Regions from separate parts of the Mus musculus genome. Here region 2 is linked to region 1. The links are chromatin loops, found by intact Hi-C in ENCODE. Cell type or tissue: left cerebral cortex. All regions are shown on one strand. Each heading gives the region's core, and the rest is flanking DNA. Links, peaks and the distances in the headings are about the cores only.

Region 1 (10,877 bases), core at 1,529-9,528:
CTGCAGACCAGGCTGGCCTCTCACTTAGAGATCCACCTGCCTCTGCCTCCTGAGTGCTGAGATTAAAGCCATGTTCCACCACCACCACCGAGTTCCCTCTGGGTCTTAATGGTTGTTTTGCTTATTCATTTGAATTTTAATGGGGTCCAATCTAGCTCTGTAGCCAAGAGTGACCTTGAACTTCTGAATTCGTTCTGAATTCTTCTGACGATGTTTTTAATTCTGTAGCTAAAACGTGTGCATCACTGTGCCCAATTTCTGTGGTGTCAGGGATCAAATGTGAGGGCCTTGTGCATGCCAGGCAAGCACTCTGCCAAGTGGACTATATATGCGCCCTCACCAGCTTTTCTTTGTGTAAGCCTTGTGTATCATGTGTATCTGATATTAGCAGATTTGCTGATATGATAGGAGATAGAACCATCCCCTTCCCAAGTGGGAATCATGGTTTGTTTGTATGTGTTGATACCAAGTCTGAAATGTCAGCTGTGTAAAATGAAATGAACCCTGGGATTGCTTCAGCTTTGCCAGTGCATCCTACCCTGTGCAGTACCAACACTGCACACACTGAAGACATCCAGTTTCAACTCAGGCCACCCGTGTGCCTGACAGAAGCTAAGGTTTTATAAAAAGAACACATTTTACTATGTTAGCTTTGAAGCTTGCTGATACCTTAGAGTAGTGGTTCTTAATGAGTTGGTCACAACCCCTTTGGCAAACCAGTCTCCAAAAATACAATACAAAAATACAAACAGAAGCAAGGTTACAGTTATGAAGTAGCAGTGGAATAAATAACTTTATGGTCAGGAATCACCGCAACCTGAGGAACTGTGTTAAAGAGTCACAGCGTTAGGAAGGCTGAGAACCACTGCCATGGAGGAATGCTGGATAAATGGAGAAAGAAGGTAAAGTAAAATAGCCACTGAGTTTCTACCTTAAGAGGCCCTGCAGGAGAGAGGACTGGAGTTAGCACCTGAGTCAGGAAGACGATGGCAGATTGGGCAGATAGACTAGAGAAGTCTACTAGCTAGACCAGAGAGAGTGAAGTTCCAGTTTTAATGGCGGACAAAACTACAAACCTTCATTCTGTCACTGAGCATGGAATCCCGGATTTTGCCTCAGTTGAAGGTCCACTTGGATTAAGTAGCATGAGCCTATATAAAAATCAAAACACGGAAAGAGAGGGGTTAATAGCTTCTGGTTTGGTAGAATGACTAAGATACATCCAGGCTGCCCACCGCTGAAAGTGGGGTTGTAATCCCAGCACCTAGGATGCTGGGTCAAGAGGACTGTGGGGCCGCAGCCATCCTGGGGGACAAAGTGCAAACAGTGTTGGTGGGTGATTAGTGTGTGATTAGCTGAATAAACAGTATTCATTTCTGTGGCCGTGGTAGAAACTGGGCCTCTCAGCAGGGCCGTACCATAAGTAAAAGTCCCGTGGACTCTATTATCTCCCACCCTAACCAGGCTTCTGCAACAAGCACCTTTCCCCACGAGCCATTGCCAGCCCTGAGGCCTTGTGCAATGGATATTTGGCAGACTTAGAAGACCTGCTTGTGTCTTGGGATGGACATGGAGAAGTTTTTGGTGCCCATGGATGTTTTACTGGGCCCAGTCCTGCCTAGGGTTGTTCATGTAATTTGACTCTTAATAGATTCCTATATACATGAAACAGGAGGTGTATTGGACAGCAGGTATTTTAAATGGGCACAAAGCATGAAGCCAGAGCTGAGCAGTAGTAGCTGACATAAGCTAGTCAGCATATATTAAAATGTTCTGTTGAGCTGGGATGAAACTCGGGAAAACCACTTGCCAAGGACCAGAGAGAGGCCTTAGGTTTGGTTTCCAGAAACATCAGAAGAAAAGGTTTCCTTCTGCCACAATGCTGCAGAAATAGAATCTGGAATATTGCTTGTTGAAGAGTTTCGGAAGAGAGCATTGAAGACCCCATCGTCAGCATGTTATGGGCTGGCTGCATTTGGAGCCATCCTTCCTCAACGTGACTGAAACACCGGAGTTTATGGCTTCTCCCCGTTTGGGCCTTCTGTCCTCAGTCCTTTGCCTGTGGCCCAAGTTTCTCAACTTCGAGAGATTTCATGTGTAACTTGTAAAGAAAATGCTGCTTAAAACATTCTAAGCAAAACGCAATGCTGTTGTAAATCCATTTTTAAGCTATAATCAATTTGTAAGGTATTTGCAGACTTTGTAAACAAATTTCATGTATAAATAGCACATACAAATGTTCCTGCACGTTTTCATCAGTATAGATGAGACGTGTCAAGCCAGCCAGCAGCAGAAGTAATAATCCCACTCCAGGTTGGAGTTCTGAGAAAAAGGGTAGAGGGCTGTGGTGGGTGAGGTCGTGTGTGGTGAATGTTTGAATAACCTGCTTTCAACAGGGATGGCATTAGTGACATCCTATGGTCTGTTTCAGGTGAGTAGAGACCACAGGGCTGTTGTACAGAAAGGCTGTTTTATAGAAACATAGTTACCTTACACACTTACCTTCCAGTGTAAGGTGGACCATCGGTTTGCTAGTCCCTGGCAAGCCTCATGCTAGAGGTAGAACAGTGCTGAGCTGCCCTGCCGGTGCTTTCCCATCTGCTCTGCTGTGAGCGTACTGGACTGGACAAACGATCGGGGCTGCTGGTCTGACAGCAAACGATAAAAGGAGAAATGTGCATCTAATTTTAGCCTACATCATAACCATGTGTATTCATTATACTTTGAAATTGATATGGGATGAGGGCCTATGCAGGCTCTTAAGTGCTCTCTAGGCAATGACCATGAGCATAGTCGACTGGGGAAGTGGAGGGGTGTCATTAAAGGTAGTCCCAGGTGCCTGGGAGTTGTTTGGTGTTTCCAAGCCAGTCAAAACTTGCAAGGCACCCTAAGCTCTCAGACAAGTGCTAGTCACCTATAGCTTTCCTGCTGCAATTGAAAGTGTACTTCCCATGCTCAAGGTGGTGGTCACTTAGCGCCAAACTCAAACCAAGTGTAAGGAGCAAGTGGTGCAGCATGTGGAACCCAAAGATTAACAGTCCTTCCTAGCAGGGCCAACTTTGGGACTGGGTCTATTCTAAGAACATTTTGCTCTGTCCCACTTCTTGCCTAGGACTTCCTGCAGGTTCCAGAGAAATAAGAATATTGTCCATGAGGTTTGGTGAGCCTGCTTCATCTGAGTATGGTGGGCATATGCCCTAGGGTTCAACCTACAGGTACCGGCCAACCATTGTGTGTATGGTCCTGGTGTGAGGAGACTTTCAGAGAAGAATCTAGTGGTCACATGTAAGTCTTGAAATGGCCGCCCTCTGTGTTGAACGAATGCCTCCTGCTCTGATTCCATTGCCTCACTGATGCTGAGAATACATGCCCAGTACTGTTGCCATGGCTACTCACAGGCAGGAAGCAAGTAAGTCCTGGGTACCAGCTTTTAGTAGTTGTCATGCCTTGGAAAACTGACATAGGTCATGGAGGCTTTTAGGCTCCTGCTTATCTCATTGCTCTGTTTCTATCACTACATCCTCCCCTCTCCATCCATTGAACAAGCAAACGCAAACAGGACTTTTCACTGAATCAAGTGGAGTAGTGTCGGGAAATAAAGGGTAGGGGGTGGGGGTGGGGGTGGCTGAGGCTGGAGAAGGGATGAGGTAGTGAATCTGATAAAGCTCTTTGCCCAACTGCTCATTTCTCAGAATGACAGCCTGTCTTCTGTCTGCTACTCCAGCGGTGGCCACCAGATAGTGCTATTTTGTTTCCTTGAGTGTTATGGAGCCTTTTGGTATTTTTCTGGGTTCATCCTGTTTAGGGGCCAAAAGCAGAAAAACACTAGTTTGGGCAACTTTCAATAAGATCAGCAGTTTTAAAGGCTCCAGGACTTTCTAGGGGAGAAAATACTGTGCACTGGATCAGTTCATTGCTTTGTTGCAGCAAGATGTCTGCACACGGAAGTTAGAGTTCATTTGAGAGTAAAGTCTGACATGGTGGGGAAGCCACAGCAGCAGCAGTAGCTGGAGGTCAGGCTGCATCTGTATTTGATTCAGCAATCTAGAGAAGCTGCTCACAGATTTGCCTCCAAGTGATTCTACTCCCTGTCAAGTTGATGATAGTTCTAACTTAGGGTAGGTTTATGTACTGACCCCAGGGAGAGCAAAGGTGAGAGAAAGAGGTCTTCTTGCTGTGGGTGGCTGGCTTTGGTTGGGCTGGTGTGCTCGCGGGAAACCTCACTGTTCTTCCCCCAGAACCGTCTTCACTGGAAGAGGATTGAGGGCAGTGGGCACTTAGCTGAATCCAAATCTGCTGGGTCTTAGGGATGCAAACAGGAGATGATGACTTTCTTTCTGCCGGCCAGCCTGTAGAGTGAGCCCGGGGAAGCCATTGCTAAGAACGGTAACACTAAGAACTGGGGTAGAACTATGTGCAGCAAGACACCAGCTCTCAGGCTGCTTTTTACTTCATATTTCTATTGTGTCTCAACAAAGTTTTGTTGCATTTGCATGTGAGTGCATGAGTTGAGGGGTCAGGGCAATGTGGGGGAGTTGGTTCTGCCATGTAGGTCCAGGGGTCCAATGCTGGTTGTCAGGCACAACAGCAAAACCATAAACCCACTGTCTCATTGGCCACTGTTGAGTTTTTAGAAAAACACTTTTGTATCACTGCCGAGCAGACATGATTCTTACAGATTTACATGCGATTAATACTTGTAATACAAAGTATTTGTAGGTAAGGTAGGATATTTTTTAAAATTTATTTTCTTCCTGTATGGGTGTTCTTCCTGCATGTGTGTCTGTGCGCCATGTGTCTGGGACTGGAGTTGCAGACAGTTGTGAACCATCATGGGTGCTGGGGATTGCACCTGTGTCCTGTGGACGAGCAATCAGTGGTCCTAATCACTGAGCCATCTCTCTCCAGCTCCAGAGTGGGTCATTAAAAACAAAAAAGTGTGAGTGTGGGCACCAGAGAAGACCTGTCTGGGCCTGGAGTTCCAGGCAGCCATGAGCCCCCTCACACAGGGATGCTGGGAATGGAACTCAGTTCTCTGGAAGAGTAAATACGTGCTCACAGAGTCATCCACCCTTCCAGCCCTGGGGATTTTTAAAGATGCCTGTGAGAATGTATGCCACATGTGGGCGGTGCTTTCAGGAGCTAGGAAAGGAAGTAGAATCTCCTGCCAGCTGTAAGCTGGCTAGTGTGTCTGCTGGGAGATGCCGGGTCCTCTGGAAGAGCAGGATGAACCCTTAGCCACTGAGCCTTCTCTTCAGGCCCAAGGATGGGATTTTGATGGCAAAAATTATGCCCTTAATCATGAACTTTATACAGTTCGGACTGAACATGTCTGTCTTCTACATCTGCCAGAAACTTGGATAGCACTCCAGTGTTCTGATGTGGAAGGCCATCTCTTAAGAATCTTCTTTTTTTTTTTTCCTTTAACAGCAACCACAGTTACTTCTACTTAGAATCTAATGCAGTGAAGCCATTTGGCAGCGTGCGCGATTGGAGAAGAGTAGGCTGTTTTCCAGCTTTTGAAGAAGTCGCAGGAAACTTTTAGCGCACAACAGAAGAGGGCAGCAGAGGGCAGGACTGAGTTACTTTCCTAGTTCCCAGGGCTGGAGCTGGGTCCACAGGAGGGAAGGCGGGGTAGACTGAGGTGCTCAAGGTCACTACAATCCTTAGCTCTAAGTTGGACACCAGGATCTGTCTTCTATAGTGTGGCACCGGGAGGAGGATTGGGTTGTAGGATTAAGATGAAAGGTCAGGGTTTGAATTTGTATTTCACCAATTGCTAGAAATCAGCTGCTAAGCTAACGACGCCAGCTGTGTGTGTGCCCAGCAGGTTAAGCATCTCCTGTATTTTCGGTTGGGGGGGGGGGAACGACAGCTGCACTGATTCATGAACTCTTACAAAACATGGTTTAGCATTGGAGGTGCTGTGCATATAGATCTTAGTTTCCTTGCTCATTCATTGTGTTTTGTTTTTGAAACTGGTTTTCTCTGTGTATGTAGCTCTGGCCATTCTGGAACTCGCTGTGTAGACCAAACTGGCCATGAACTCAGATCTGCTTGCCTCTGCCTCCCGAGTGCTGGGATTATGTGTACCACCATGTCTAGGTCTTGAGTTCTTGCTGTACTAGACATAATGGAACTTAGAAGAAAGAACAAAGCTTTGAAAGGCAAAACATTGAATTGACAGGAACTGTGTCACTGTTAAACTAGCTGTGTGACCTTGCTAAGGAAGGATTCAGGCCTACACACAAAATGAGATTGGTATCCAAGATCCTCAGGGGGACGCTGGAAATGATGGCACATGCCTGGCATCCAGGTTCTTAGAGGCTTTGGCAGGAAGATTGCAACTTTGAGCTCCCATTCAGCTACACATAGAAAGCTGCCTAAGAGTATCCAGAAAGTCTATAAAAAAGCCTTCCCGGCTACACAGTCTATCTGCTTCTCCCCCTGTCAGGTTGGCTCCCTTAAGTACCGTTTTAGATCAGATGCATTGACAGTGGGTGGTGCCAGGGCTTGGCTCAGGAGGAGTCTGATACTGAGAGTGGATGCCAACCTTCCGGGTAGCAGGAGTAGAGGAGGGTGGAAATGGTCTCACCAGCTAGCTCAAGTACTCATAAAGGGGTGGCAGGGGCGTGATGTGGATTTGGGGAAGGCTGAGGAAGAGGCGTTTGAAACGGCATTTGTGGTGGTAATGAGAGGAAGCTAGTACAACGTGTAGAGTGTGGGACAGTCTGTGCCGTGGCTACTTTGTATCAACTTAAAGTCCTCATGACTTTCAATGAGGTTGTCTTGGTTTTCAGGTGAGGAAATTGAGAATCAATTGATAAGGCTAAATTGGCCAGCCCTGGACCAAAAGGACGTTGGCACAAAAGAATCATGAGTATTACTAGGCTAGCCTGGGATACACTGTGAGACTGCCTCAAACAAAAAGAACCAGAGGTTGGGAAAGGCCACCCAGCTGGTACACAGAGGTAGCAAGAGAACCCTGATCCAGATCCTGGCATTCTGCTGGGCACTGGGGTTCCTTCCCCACCCCTCGATGGGTAAGGCTTACAAAAGCTTTTCTCTTAGGGAACATTTTTTTTTCCTTAAGCTGGATGAGCATTTTATTCTAGCTGGAAATGTAGTTCAAGAGACCCTATAAGGCCCAGGTGTCTTGCTTCAGAGGGTAGGTAGGTCACATGCTGCCCTTGGGGCTATGGCAGGGGAGTGGCAGCCCTGCTCTGCCACTCAGCTTCCAGACACCTTCACCACTGTGAACAAAGTGCCTGGGGCTGTGCCTGGGCCCGTTTTTTTTTTTTTGGTTATCGAGTTTTCGGCAAAAAGTAACTCAATCTAAGAAAATCAGAAGCCCTGTAAGGAACAGAAGTGTCCAAGCAAAAGTCTACCTGGGAAGGGACCCTTAGTACCATGCAGGTTGGGTCCCAGTAGGCCACTCTCGTGTCAGAATCTTCCTGGGTCACGAGCACCTGGTCTGCTCCACACCCAGGTAAGAGACCTACCTTGCAGGCTGCCGTGCTGCTGAGCCTGAGCTGCACACATAGCCGTAGAAATACAGTGTCCCGGCTGTGGGGAGGAGCAGAGGGCCAGCCCAGGGTGTTCCAACCTTAATCTTCCCCCAGCCAGTAGTCTCTGGGCTTCTAGATTCACTGACATTCCTCTGCAAAGACAACTTCTCTGAGGCAAATTATGTGGAGAGTTCTAAGACTTAGTGACCTACTGGATCTAGACCAGATCTAGAAGTAGTCATGATGTTGCCTGGCACTTATGGAACAATTCCTAAACGTCCGTGCTTACCGGTTCCCATCACTTCTAAATGAACCCAGGGCCTCACAGACTGAGAGGTGAGCTGAGATTCAAACTCACACATCAGACTACAGAACTGAAACTGGTGAGCGTCCTCTCCTCCCCGAAGCCCACACTGCCTGTGGCCGTTTTGATTTAGTTAGTGGGTTTTAGAGAGAGGGTTGCGCTCTGTAACCCGGGTTGGGATGGAGCTTACTTAAGTGTAGCTCAGGGCTGGTCTTGAACTCCAAGAAATCCTCCCACCTCACTGGGCAAAACGCTAGGATTACAAGAACAGCGCCATTCCTGGCTTTTGATCTGTCAGTGTTGGGGGCTCAAGGCCAAGGTTTATTAGTTCCTAGAGAAGTGCTACATCATAGGGCTCCATCTCCTTCCGCGTAGGACATCTTTTTAGAGGCCATCGGGGGAGGGGCCTCACAAGCTCTTCAGTCTAACTCCAGAGTTGTCCTAAACTTAATGCCTTCAGTGCCTTTGATTCAGTTGCCTTTCCAAGAAAAATCAAGGATCTGGTGTGTGAATTCTATTGTGGTCTTGCCCTGGCTTCTCTGACCTTTCAGGATTCCCCCCCCCCCTACACACACACACACACACACACACACACACCATGGTGTCACAAAGCTATTTTGTCTTTTCCTAGTATGGCAACAGTAGCTACCTTTTGCCATACTTAATCTTTTTTTAGATTTATTTAACATGTGTGGGAGTTTTGCCTGCTTGGGTGTCTGGGCACCATGTGCATGCAGTACCCATGGAGGTCAGAAGGGGGCGTCAGATCTCTAGTAACTAGAGTTAAACAGATGTGAGCCACCGTGGTGCTGGGTACCCTATTAGACTGGAAAAGCAGGGGATGGATGCCATGAACTATTTAGCCAGTGGAGTCTCTTAAAGTGGTGCGAGTCTTCATTCAGCCAATAAGGAAACAGAGCTTGGGACCACAGGGCTGCACCACTTCTCTGCTCAGGCCACACTGATCCATTCGTGTCTGGTTTTCTCTGCACTGCATCCCTAGGGAACATCTGTGCTACAGAGGCAGAAAACAGATACTTCCTGAGGGGAAGCCCACAGTCCATTTCTGCTCTCCACATGAGGTCACAGCAGTGGCTCTCACCGGGGATCCAACGACACCTTAACTTACCTGCTGGTGCATATATCTCCCTCTGTCACGAGGTAGCTGTGAGCTTGAGGTTTGTCAGTGTCCCCTCCTCATTGGCAGTCCCTACCAAGGCTCCCAAGAGCCAGATGTGGGCAATGAAGTGTGTAGTGGACAGAAGATGGGTATATTGATCAGTCCAGACCTTGCGAGACTTTCTCTGTCTTTATTGGTGACAAATAGAGAAGGGTGGTAGTGGGCCTGGGAAGTGTGGACTGTGGCTCCTTCCCTGCTGTGGCAGTTGGTGCTCCCCTCCCACAGCTAGGGGCTGTCTGAAAGACAGTTCTATGATACAACCCCAATTTATGGAGAGTTTCCCGGGCGATGGGATTTTAAAGTGCAGAGGTTAATTGTTCCGAAAGGGTTTCAGCTGATTTGCTTTTCATCTTGTCGTGGTGGAGGGCTTCAAAGTCCGTGCACACCCTCTGAGAAGGAAAGACAACCTGCCTTCTATGATTGCTAATTCTGAGCCATATGTTCCTCACATCGTAGAAAGCTTACAACTCCCTCCGAGAAGTGTCTCTCAGTCTCAGCTGGCTCACCAAGAGTGTTCAGGACAGTGGGTGGGTCGAATAGTTCAGAGCCCTCTCCTGCCCATTCAGAGGGGTGAATGAAAGCCAAGGCTCATTCCAGCTGTCTGGGGCATGACGCTCAGTGTGACATAAAGCTCTGTGCTTCACCAAGGAGCGGTCCTCTGCTCCCAAGGTTTGGGGTGCTGCTTGTTTTGAGTCTGAGAAGGAGAAAGATCATTTGGAGGTAAGAGAAGACTGGGAAAGACAGTTTTCTCCACTCCCTGGGATCGGATACACCTGCAGTCATTATCTGCAACTTCCTGAGTTTCTTCCATAGGCTGGATAGAGAGTTGAAAACTTGAAGCCGTTTTCTTCCGAGGGCCGTGGAGTTACTCAGGACTCCTCCGCCCTCCACTGTCGTGCTTTAGTTGGGAATCTTCTCCTAACTTGGTAGTAATATTTTATAAGATTATTTTATGTGTACGAGTGTTTCATCTGCATACACATCTGTGGGCCTGATACCCACAGAGGCCAGAAGAGGGAATTAGGTTCCCCGGGAACTTGATTTATGAATGGTTGTGAGCCACCATGTGGGTGCTGGGAACCAAATCCAAACCCTCTGAAGAGCAATGAGTATCTGTTAATCAATGTTATCTGATGAGCCAGCCGTCTTTCCAGCCGCAGCAGTAATGCGTCATTGTTTTGTGATTTCACCCTAAAACGTGGAAGCTCGGCCCTTGCCACTTGTCACACCAGGATTTATTGGCTGGTTAATTGACTGATTGAGGCAGGGTCTCTCTATGTAGCCCTGGCTGTCCTGGAACTGTCTATGCAGACTAGGCTGACCTCAAACTCAGAGAAATCCACCTGCTGCAGGGATCAAGGTGTGCGGGATTAAACTCTGCCAGGATCTTTATTTTTAATTAAAATCCAAGATAAGATATGGATTGCATGGTGTCTCACTTTATTTTAATCCGTGTTTTATCCATCCCCATTTGATGACCTAATGTCTTCTGTATTTAAGGCATTTTATGGGAGATCTAAAAATCACATAAACTACTATAAGCATTACTAACTTAAATAAAATATAGTTTAAAATACACTTAAGCTTGGCTTGTCCACAGAATCAGATGGTAAGCAAACCTAGACCACTGGAGCCAGGGATTTCATGTGAGTTTGAGAAGCCCGTAGATTGAACAGCACTTGCCAAGCAAGTGCTTCGGAGTCGCTCCAGCCGCGTGTGCTTAGTTGTCAAGAGGAATGCAAACCTCTCAAGAGGACTAAGGTGTGTTTCTGGCTTCATGCTTGTATTCCTGAGTGTGCAGGGCGGAAGAAGGCAGGCACTGAGAGCTTGCCCCACCTGTGGAGGGGAAGGCCTGCTTTTGTCTTGCTTGCTGCAACAATAGACA
Region 2 (10,877 bases), core at 1,903-9,902, 220 kb after region 1:
TAAAAAAAAGATATATTAACAACAAAACAATGACATCAAATCAGCAAAATATATTTTCTGAAAATTAAAGAAACAGAAAACCAGAAAAGCCCATAAACAAAAGAGAAAATGTTTTACTAGCAAGGAAATTGGAGTTTAAACCAAGGAAAAGCTACTTTTATCTTTCTTTGATAGGCAAAAAAGAAAAAGCAAAATAATGTTTCAAATGTATCCCAGATGTAAACAGAAAGAAATATGCACTTACTCATTAGACTCAGATTTCACACTGGAAAGATCCAGGATAAACCCTGGCATATTTATACACAGATACATGAACAAGAGCACACACAGCAGTGGTGTCACTAGTACTGTGTGTGTGTGTGTGTGTGTGTGTGTGTGTGTGTGTGTGTGTGTGTGTGTGTGAGAGAGAGAGAGAGACAGAGAGAGACAGAGAGAGACACAGGCATACAGAGCGCACATCTGTGTCCAACAGCAGAGAAAACATTCTATCTGTCCAATGCTAACCTCCTCTCTATAAAGTCCTAAGAATGTGGTGTTTTTCTTTGTCATCACAGCATTGACAGATAGCATCCTGCCTACTCTATTGGGTACTCCAAATAATTAGTGAACTGAATTAAGGTTATGCGTGAAAAATGGAACTGGGTTATGACTCCCAGTTATGTGCCTTATTATGCTAAATTCCTATTCATTTGGTATCTTGCTACTTCCTAGTTTAGCTGGCACTGCGTTGGTTCATTCACTCTCCTTCTCATTCATTTTGGTCATTTTCCCACCTTACTTTTGTTTTATCTACCCTGGATACTATAGATAAAGATGAAGAAGCCTTGATCTTGAGCAGAATCTTCTGGGAAGATGTACACACTGATAATCAATATTCAAGACCAAAGATGCCAAAGATTCTTCTGGAGAGAAAACCTGTTATTCTTCGAGGGGCTAAGGAATGAAACACCACAGGAGAGTTAAGGCGTTAAGAGGCTTCCTGGGGAGCTGGGGGGGGCACACTTCATGGAGCACAGTCTCAGGTCTGAGTAGGCGCCAGTGACCTGGTGCTAACAGCAGAGCACAGCCTTGGGGGGAGGGGAAAGAAGGGGATATGAGAGCCACAGGTTCAATGGCAGGGCCTGAGTTAACATAACACTACAGAAGAAGAACGGAAAATGGAAAGAGTTTTGGTTTTAGATGTACACGGATCAAACTCAGGGCCCACTACATACCAAGCAGGCACTCTCCACTAGGCTGCATCCCCAGATAGAACCCGGGGGATCTCTAAGGAGAAAGTGAGGACTTGCTCACAGGGAATGTGAGCGAAGTAGGAAAGGGCTCTGCCAAGTGTTGGCTTTGGCTCTGGGATGGTTCGAATATTCCTGGCCCAGGGAGTGGCTCTAATTGGAGGTGTGGCCTTGTTGGAGTAGGTGTGTCACTGTGGATGTGGGCTTTAAGACCCTCATCCTAGCTGCCTGGAAGCCAGTATTCTGCTAGCAGCCTTCAGATGAAGGTGTAGAACTCTCAGCTCTTCCTGCTCCAGGCCTGCCTGGATGCTGCCATGCTCCTGCCTTAATGATAATGGACTGAACCACTGAACTTGTAAGCCAGCCCCAATTAAATGTTGTCCTTTATAAGACTTGCATTGGTCATGGTGTCTGTTCATAGCAGTAAAACCCTAACTAAGAAAGGCTCTCTACCAGCAAACTCTTCTAGTGTGATGTCTGGATTTCTCAATTTGGTAGCATATATGTAGGATAGCATTTTTTTTTAATACATAAGAAAAGACTTTCTCTGTTTTAAAGTCTAGAAACTAGTCTAGTTTGTCTTTAGACTTTCTTAGGGGACTTGAGAACCCTAAAAGAAATCTTCCATGATACTTGAAACAGATAAAGAAGTAAGGGTGACGGGCTAAGGGACAGGAGAATAAAAGCCACACATATGTACTTCTGTAGAATGTCTAGCAAGCAAGCCAAGCTCTTCCCTTACTCCTTCTATGCATTTTGAGGAGCACCAGAGATCCAGGACAGAACACTGACAGATGAAACAGCTAGAGTAGATCTGTTAAAGAGAAAGAGCCCTGGGAACAGAAGGAAGGGAAACACTTGCTTATTACAGAAGAGGAACTGAAACGACACAAAGAAACTTCAGAATGAGAAAGGGGAGCCACAAAAGAACAGTACCTGAGAGGTCATGGCAGGACAATTTTTAAAAAACAGTGGTAAACTTTATAAAGTGCTGCTGAGAGTTCATGGTTAAAGATGAAGAGACCCTGGAATCCAATCATTAAGAAGGACGTGGACACCCCCTGGCAATGGTCAACCGGACACCATGTTGGTGGTGTTCTTAGATCAGTCAGGGCGAAGCAGATGGCAGTCCTTTGTTCATCCTAGCTTGATGCTTGGCTTAGTGGCCAAAGCTGTTTTATGCCTAGGACTCATAAAAATCAAACCCAATCTAGGCAGGATGGCATGGGAGGAGGGAGACAGTCAGAGAACTGCCTTCTGTCATGCCACAAAGTGTAGGAAGGGGAAGACACCCACAGACCTGCCCTCCACCCCACAGCAAAGGTGGGCTACATACACATACAATCTTGGTACTACCATGTAGTATATTGAGAGAGGAGGAAGACAGACAGAGACTTATGGAGGACTGTATCACCTACAAGCTTTCCCTCTAGTGCCTAGTGGATTGAGGATGTCGCCCAGGGCCCAGCCAGCCATATAGCCAGTCTGTAGCAGGAGCCACCATAATGTGTTCATATGTAGTGAACAGATGGGAGAGAAAGAGAAGTGGGGCAGCTTGAACATTATAGAGAGATGGAACTGAAGACTCCTCGTGGAGAGGAGTAGCCTGTTATGAGTGGCTAGCCCTGTCACCTGGGGCCACGGTGAGATCCCAGCCTGAGCTGCCTGCTGACGGCCATGATGGGAGGGGTTGGGGTTGCTGTCTATGGCTCATATTACAACTAGAGAATATGAGCACCCACTGGGGACCACATGGATATCCAGGGACTGCGCAGAACTGTACCCATCTCTCACAGCACCAGAGCTCTGGAGAGCTGGCCCCACCTCTCACTGGCAGTAACACTCTGGAGAGCGGGCTGTGTGCCTTTCTCAGGCTACACAGTGGAAGTGGCCCTGCATCTTGTGTGGACAGCACAGCAGAGCTGAACCTGGTGGTGGTGGTACAGGTGAGCCAGCCTTGAGGGCCAGAGTGTAGAGAGCTACCTTGACACCGGTAGCATGAGCATGGGGGTGATACCCTCACCTGTCATCACCTGCCGCGGTCGGGAGAGCAGGCCCTGCACCTTGCCTGACCAGCACAGTAAGGCTGGCCCTGGTCAAGAGGGCATAGGTAAGCCAGACCCAGGACCAGAACACAGGAGAGCTGGCTCTGCCTTAATGAATGCAGGGGTGATGCCCCACCTCTTGCCCCTCACCATTTGCAGAAGTCAGGAGAACTAGCCCTGGGGTCAGGAGAGCAGGTGAGCTGGCCCTGTCTCTTGTTAGCTGTAGCACCTGGGAGAGCAGGTGCTGCACCTTGCCTAGGCAGTTCTGGTCTGGTCGAGGGGGCATGGGTGAGCCAGTCCTGAAGGCAAGAGCAAGGGAGAGCTGGCTGTGCCACTTGTCTGCCACGAGGTAGTGTGGGTTGGGGGGTGACGCTGTCCCCTCCTCACCCTTCACCACCTGTGGCAGTTGGGAAAGCTGGCCCTGGGGTCATGAGAGCTAGTGAGCTGGCCCTGCCTCTCATCTGTGGTGAGGTGGCATGGGCGCACAGGGATTTCTGCCATCCTCCCTCATCACCTGCAATAGTCAATAGAGTTAGCCATGATAGCAGGAGAGCTAGCCTGGTCCCTTCAGTGGCTGCAGCACTAGGGAAAGCAGACGCCTATGTAATACAGTGGAGCTGGCCCTGATGGTGAATGCCAAGAGTGAGCCAGCCCCGGGGATTTGTGAGCACTAGAGCTGGCCCCACCCCTCACCGAATGCAGCACTTGGGAAATTGGGCACCTTGACTGAAAGCACAATGGAGCTGGCTCTTGATGTATGCATGGGTCAGTAATGTTCTTGAGATAACCTGGGTTTCCCTTATGCAGCACCTCTCATTATCCTGAGGTTTCAATATTGATGGTGTCAGAGAAGCCAGAAACCTCGAACCATTTGCAAGTAAAGATGTGTGGTCAGAGGGATATACTATGGGACACACTGTGACATACTCCAGCTTCCATGATGAGATATTTTTCTATGCTTTGTGTGTGTGTGCGTGTGTGTTTTCTTTGGGGGGGGGGTTGCAAGAGTAAAGAGCAGATATGAGTGAGATGAGTGGGACTGGGGTAGATGAGGTAAAACTCACAAAGAATCAAAAAAAAAATTAAAAAAAAAAAAGAAGGAAGAGGAGGACATGGCTTTTGGCAGAGCAATGTCACTGGCTGGCAGGTGGAGAAGAACTTCTATTTTAGTAGGCTGAAGAGTGAGTAAGAAGCTAGGGAGTAAACAGTAAAGTCAGAGGGCTTTTCCAAGAGCAGCACACAGCTAAGCAGGGTGAAGCTGGTAGCGTCAGTGTACAGTGTGGGAGAATGGTGCCTGCTTAGGACAAATCTTATCTGTCAGAGCACATCTGTCAGAGAGCTGTGGGTTACTTCCCATTATTTATGAATCGTGTGTACCATAAGTTGAACACAGCTCACTTCATTATAATGGACATTGGCTCCTGAAGGACACTTGAAGTGCCACTACAGTTTACATCCATGCCAGTGGTCAGCGGGCCATTTTCAGCACCAGAGCATGGGGACCCTGAAACACACCCTCCATCCACCCGCCTCAGGTTAGGAGACTGGGATTTCCTAAGAGGAAATAAATCAAAGAGTAATATAGTGCCCAGAGTTACTTTAAGACCCCGAGGAAAAAAGATTGTTATTTAAAGAGGAACAGGAACAATCGTCCGGGTGACTGCCCTCAGCTAAGCCCTATTTGTAAAAACTTCTTAAACAGAACTCTCTTACCCAATGTTCCAGAGCGAGCATCCTGACCCAACATGTACAAAGCAACTTCTCTTCTGATTTTCTGAAGCCCTGCACTTTCCATCAGATTTGAAAGAAAATAGAAAGTCTCCATTTGCTGTGTATCCCGAACTGACTGCTCCCTAATACGAATTTCCATGGAACGCTATGGCCAGTCCCTCAGAGACATCAGGAGATCCGGGCATCATGCTCACATTGGCAAGCTCTTGGTGTGGAATGGTCCAGCTCAGGCCCACCTCTGAGATACCTTTGTGGTCCTGCTGAGGTCAAAGAATGGCAGCAGAGTCCTGACGGTGGTTTTAAATTCCGGCTTTTTTCATTACTAATTCTGATTACTCAAAAGTTCTTTATCCTATCTGATTCTCAACATGCACTATGGGGAAAAGCAGATGGGGCATACAGTAAACTTTCAAAATCATTAATTCCTCTAGTCTAAGCCTTTCATATATATAAATGCTGACTCAAATTCTACCTCCATGAAGCCTATTCTAATTACACGATCCTCCATCATTCACCTTGCTTTTTTCTGAAATCCTAATATATTTGCCTGCACATAATGCTGAACTGAGGGAGGAAATGAGTGTATTATAGATTCTCAACCCTGAGAGTACAAGGTATGGCACATCCCCTTTCTACTATACCGATACTCTGAGCACACCACCAAGCACACGGACATTCATTAGACAGTCACTGATAACTCAGGATCCCATAATTTTAGAATTTTATGCTATCTATATATTCCCTAACTCAAACTAGCTAGCCTGTGGAGAAGCTCGGACTAGAAAGGTTACAAAGCTTGCCTGGAAGACATCAACTGCTTTGTTGAAAGGTAAAGTATGCATCCTACTCGAAAGCCAGGGAGCAATCTACCCTGTGTTGGTTGCTGTCCTCTGAAGAAGTACCAGGAAATCCACAAGGGCCTTCATGTGCTAGAAGCTATTTGCTTTCCAATATTAAAAGAGTTAAAATGGAATATGGGAGATGTGCTCCTCTGAAAATTGATTCAAACACAAACTAGATTCTTTGATGTCATACATCCAAATAGTTCAACTGGCTTTCCTCTGCTGCCACCTGGAGGGCAGAGAAGATCCTACAACTGATCCAGTGTCTACTTATTCAGCTCTGTGATAAGAAAATTCACTTAAAAAGCCACCTCACAAGTTCACAGTGCAGGGACAAAAAGGAACACATTGCCATTTAATTGGTCAAAACTGTCCTAAGAGCACTGTGAAGAGAATTCTGGGTTCAGCCTGGAGCTGGAGAGCAGAAGTAGTAAGCAGTGGTATTTAAAATGAAGGAGCTCTCACTGGCAGACTTTCTGAACACACCACCATTAGCACAGGCACTATGACCGACAATATATAAATGGGACCTCATGAAACTGAAAAGCTTCCTCCTACCACAGACAAACTTGCTCAACCATGAACATAAAGCAAGAAATTGGAAACAACCTAGATGTCCTTTAAGAGAAGAATGAACTTGTAGGCAAATGAATGAAACTAAGAAAATCACTGAGAGAGGTATCCCAGACTCAGACAACTATGGGGTTCCTGAGTTTGTGAATGAGTGGGTCTCTGATTCTTGTGCCTTCTCTTGGGCTTTTTCCTTCTGTTGGTTTGTCATGGCCAACTTCAATTAGGTGGTTTTTATTTTAGGTTATATTTTATTTTATTATAATTTTTAGGAATGAATGAATGAATGAATGAATGAATGAATGAATGAAAATCCAATCACTACAGTAAATGTCAATAACCGAACTGCTACTGTTTCCTGCTGGGTAAGGAAAAATCCGTTCTCTCCAATAAAGTGGCACTGGGTACATTACTCACCCCTTATATTCATGAGTAATTGAGAAACCTAAAATAGACTCTCCAGTTTTTGTTTTGTGTGTGTGTGTGTGTGTGTGTGTGCTTTTATTTGGATATAGTTCAGTGTTTTTAAATTTCTTTTTGGCTGTGGTTTTGCTGTTATATTGGGTTACTGTTTGTTTTTTTGAGAAAGAACTTACAGTTGGGTGGGGAGGTGGGGAGAGGCTATGGAAGGTCTTGGAGGAGGGGGTGAATATGCTCAAAATATAATTAAATTTAAAAAGTGTTTTAAATGTTAAAATATAATTAAAAAGCTAAAAAATAAAGAGTTCTCATGGCACTGAGCAGGACATTGCTAGGCAGAGAACAGGAGCTAAAGCCACTCCGGCATGGGGAGGCTCTGCATGGGGGACAACTAGGAAGAGGGAGATGAGGCAGAGCGTGTTCAGGAGAGGTCTGTTTTCTACTTGGACAGAGTAATGCCCTAAGCAAGGACACAAAATAGATGTGGGAAGAGAAGGATGGGATAAAGACAACTGAGGGAAAAGGACACTTTCAGGTAAGTGGGGCTGAGGCAGGAGGATTACTATTTTTTAGACTAGTCTGGCATATATACTGGGACCTTATCTTAATAAACAAACATGCACAAATAAAAATGAAAAAGAGAGCCAGGCAGTGGTGGCGCACCCCTTTAATCCCACACTTGGGATTAAAGAGTGAATTCCAGGACAGCCAGGGCTACACAGAGAAACCCTGCCTCAAAAAACAACAACAACAAAAAAACAACAACAAAACAAAAAACAAAAAAAAAGGAAAAAGAGACTAAAGAGTAATTCCTTTGCAGAACTAAATAGTCACTCGACATGACTTTAAAACTGATTGGTTCTGCATTAATTTTCAATTTTGTCCAGAAACTGGTCCTCTAAGCATAAAGATCAATTAGAAAAAAATTTCTTATATATAGAAAAATATTTATTTTTATTTAATATTCGTTATGGATCCAGCTATGAGTCCTTTGGAGTCTATTAAACTAGGTAGTTATTCCAGCTAATGTGAAGCTGTCTGCAGATTAATTTGATATCATCTATCATCATATAAGGGAGTTCACATCTAGTAATGAATCAACAGCCTTTATTACCTAGACCTCAAATAATGTCCTCATTCAGTATAAAGGTTAGCTGAATTGAACTCTATTCTTCACCTACACAACCCAGCTTCTCTCAGTAATACCCTAATTATCTGACAGTGATTTTTGATTAGTTAAAACTTAGACTATATAATATTTAAGACAAATAAAAAAGATGAACAGTACAAACTAATACCTGTGCATCATTAGCATTCAACATAAGGATAATAGACAGTATTAATTTCATATTAAAATATAGAAGCTTTCCTGGATCCTGAAATTTTTAATTAGCTCATACTACGTTGACCTTTGGGTCTGTTCCTTACATCCTTATGTCTATTTATATTCATTAAGAATGTGAAGAAACACAGGTTCTAATTAAGCTGGCTATTCTTAAAAACCACGCTGGGTATTTGCTATGTGATTTGGGGTAAAGCAGGTTCCCTTTCTAACCTGTTCCTTGTATGTAAATGAGAGCTCAGAATATCTTCTTTGTAAATTTGTTGTGAGGATTAATAATAATTGATGGAAAACAAGTATTTCATACAAACTACAAAGCAATTTACTTGACAGTATTCATGTTGTTATTAAAAATGTCTTTCTGTGCTTAGCTTCTCTAAATCTAATCGATTTGAAATAAAATCTACCCAAAAGTCTAAATGGTGCCACTATTTTAGACTTCAGGCTGCTTATCTCATTTAATTTGTAAACCCTGTATGCTGTAGGAATCCTGTATCTCAGGTTGTGAGACTGCGTTCTTCATGTGGGTTCACTTACCTGTGTCTAACCTCCTTGTCTATCAGTTACAGAGATTCCAAACTACCACAATAAAATGAATGTCACTGTAATAAAGCAAGTCTTTGGGTTTTCTAGTGCATATAAACAAAATGTTTAATATTTTTATAGTCAATTTTGCTGTAGCAGTGCCTAAAAATACAATGTATGCAACCTTAATTCAAAAATTATATTGTGCTGACAAGATGGCTTAATAGATACAAAGGCAGTTACCACTAAGCCTGGTGACACTAATTGATCCTTCCCTCCCTCCTCCTTCCTTCCTCCCTCCCTCCTCCCCTTCTTTCTTTCTTTTTCTTCTTTCTTTCTTTCTTTCTTTCTTTCTTTCTTTCTTTCTTTCTTTCTTTCTTTCTTTCTTTCTTTCTTTCTTTCTTCTTCTTCTTCTTTTTTTTTTTTTTTGTTTTGTTTTGCGTCAGGGTTTCTCTGTGTAGCTCTGGCTGTCCTGGAACTCACTCTGCAGACCAGGCTGACCTCAAACTCACAGAGATCCGCCTGCTTCTGCTTCCTGAGTGCTGGCATTAAAGGTGCGTGTCACCACTGCCTGGCCTTCCTTCTTTCTCTCGCTTATTAATTTTGGACTTCTTGAGATGGGTTTGAGACAGACCCAAGCTGGCCTCAAGGTTGTGCTAATCCTCCTGCCTCAAGCATTCTCAGTGCTCTGTTGTACCTGGCTTTGACCTTTCCTTTCACAGAAAATTTCTGGGTAGCCTGGGATGTCAGCTGATGCTCTCTTCTCTTCTCTTCTCTTCTCTTCTCTTCTCTTCTCTTCTCTCCTTCTCCTCCTCCTCCTTCTTCTTCTTCATTTTTTTTTTTTTGGTTTTTTTGAGACAGGGTTTCCTGTGTATCCCTGGCTGTCCTGGAACTCACTTTGTAGACCAGGCTGGCCTCGAACTCAGAAATCCGTCTGCCTCTGCCTCTCCAGTGCTGGGATTAAAGGCGTGCACCACCACTGCCGGCTGCTATTTTATTTTCAATGTATATTTCACCTACTGTCATGTACACTTTGCTCTCTTCTTGCTCAAGATTCATACAAGGGAAAAAAGATTACATCAACAAAGAAAAAGTAGGTTCAACTCTGCTATAGACATTTAGACAAGGAAAACATTTTAGAGCAAAAATGGAGAGAAATAGGGAAACTATAAAACCTTTTCTTTAATTGGCAACTGTCATAGTTTTAGAGATAATTTTAAGTGTTTTTAAAAATGATGGCTTAATTATGTTTTAAAATTTCTAACATTCCAAAGATGATATCAAATTAATCTGCAGACAGCTTCACATTAGCTGGAATAACTACCTAGTTTAATAGACTCCAAAGGACTCAGGAAGGTTGGGATGAGGGTAGATGGATGACTCAGTCAGTATAGGTCACCCCTTGAGAAGCAAGCAGAGCTGAGTATAATGTGGGTTCTTCAGAGGGACAAGCAATTCTAGCCTTCTGTGGAAACAAACTATTTATAGCCATTTCTTGGATGGATGGAAGGAAGGACATCTGAAGGAAGAAAGTGATATAAAATTCAGGGCTGGTCAGAGGGAGGGAAAAGGGAGCAGGGATACAAAGAGGAGAAAAGGCAGGCAGAGACAGTCAGTCACTATCAGCTCTAATATTAGCCCGGGGAATTATTTATATTCTGTTGCTAAGGAAAACTTGGAGCTTTGGAAAATGAACTTGACCACTACATGATTGTGACAGCTGCTACTTAGCGTGGTGTCCCTGCAGAGCTATCTGCCAACTGCTGGCTACTTGCCATTTCTGTCCTGCAGTCTGCTAGTCAAATCATCTGGCCCTTCAGAGCCAGATGAGCCTGCTGGTTTCTATAGTCCCCATGTCAACCCAAAACATGGAGGGTAGCGATTAGTTCTATATTCTGGGCTACAAATCAAGACAGGCTGGCCCTGGAATCAAACTTTTACTTTTGAATGGGTATTATTTTAATTCAAAAGTTGAAATATTTCAATATAGAGGAAAAGAGGGCCTAGCCGATGATAAGTGAAGACTTTATACAATCTTATGACTTCAACTTACTTATGACTTTCATTAGAGTAAGGAACCTATTTCTCGTTCCTGTCCATCATGTAAAGAAAGGAAGTAGCAGCTGAACACACTACAGCTTTTTCAGGAAAGCAGACATTAGTAAACCCAAGA

Evidence for each region. Peaks named below come from ENCODE experiments on the same cell type or tissue, not always from the same donor. Only the 100,000 strongest peaks of a DNase experiment are listed, where the experiment ranks them.
Region 2: a loop joins it to region 1, with 6 times the contacts of the local background. A loop is called at or near these places in 16 of 42 quality-filtered maps.

The regions. Positions count from the first base shown.
Region 1 is chr1:134,633,150-134,644,026 of GRCm38, forward strand. No RefSeq gene overlaps it. Among named protein-coding and RNA genes, the nearest start is that of Syt2, 71 kb to the right of the region's middle. In left cerebral cortex, for the core only: CTCF peaks have their summits at 3,736 (motif pointing right), 5,556 (motif pointing right) and 8,564 (motif pointing right); DNase peaks (open chromatin) are centred at 2,710, 3,390, 3,744, 5,122 and 3 more places; H3K27ac peaks cover 241 bases.
Region 2 is chr1:134,848,444-134,859,320 of GRCm38, forward strand. The region is part of intron 13 of Ppp1r12b (protein phosphatase 1, regulatory subunit 12B); the gene reads right to left. LOC115487658 (a small nucleolar RNA gene) reads left to right here and starts at 2,286; the gene lies at 2,286-2,425. In left cerebral cortex, for the core only: a CTCF peak has its summit at 6,087 (motif pointing left); a DNase peak (open chromatin) is centred at 6,082.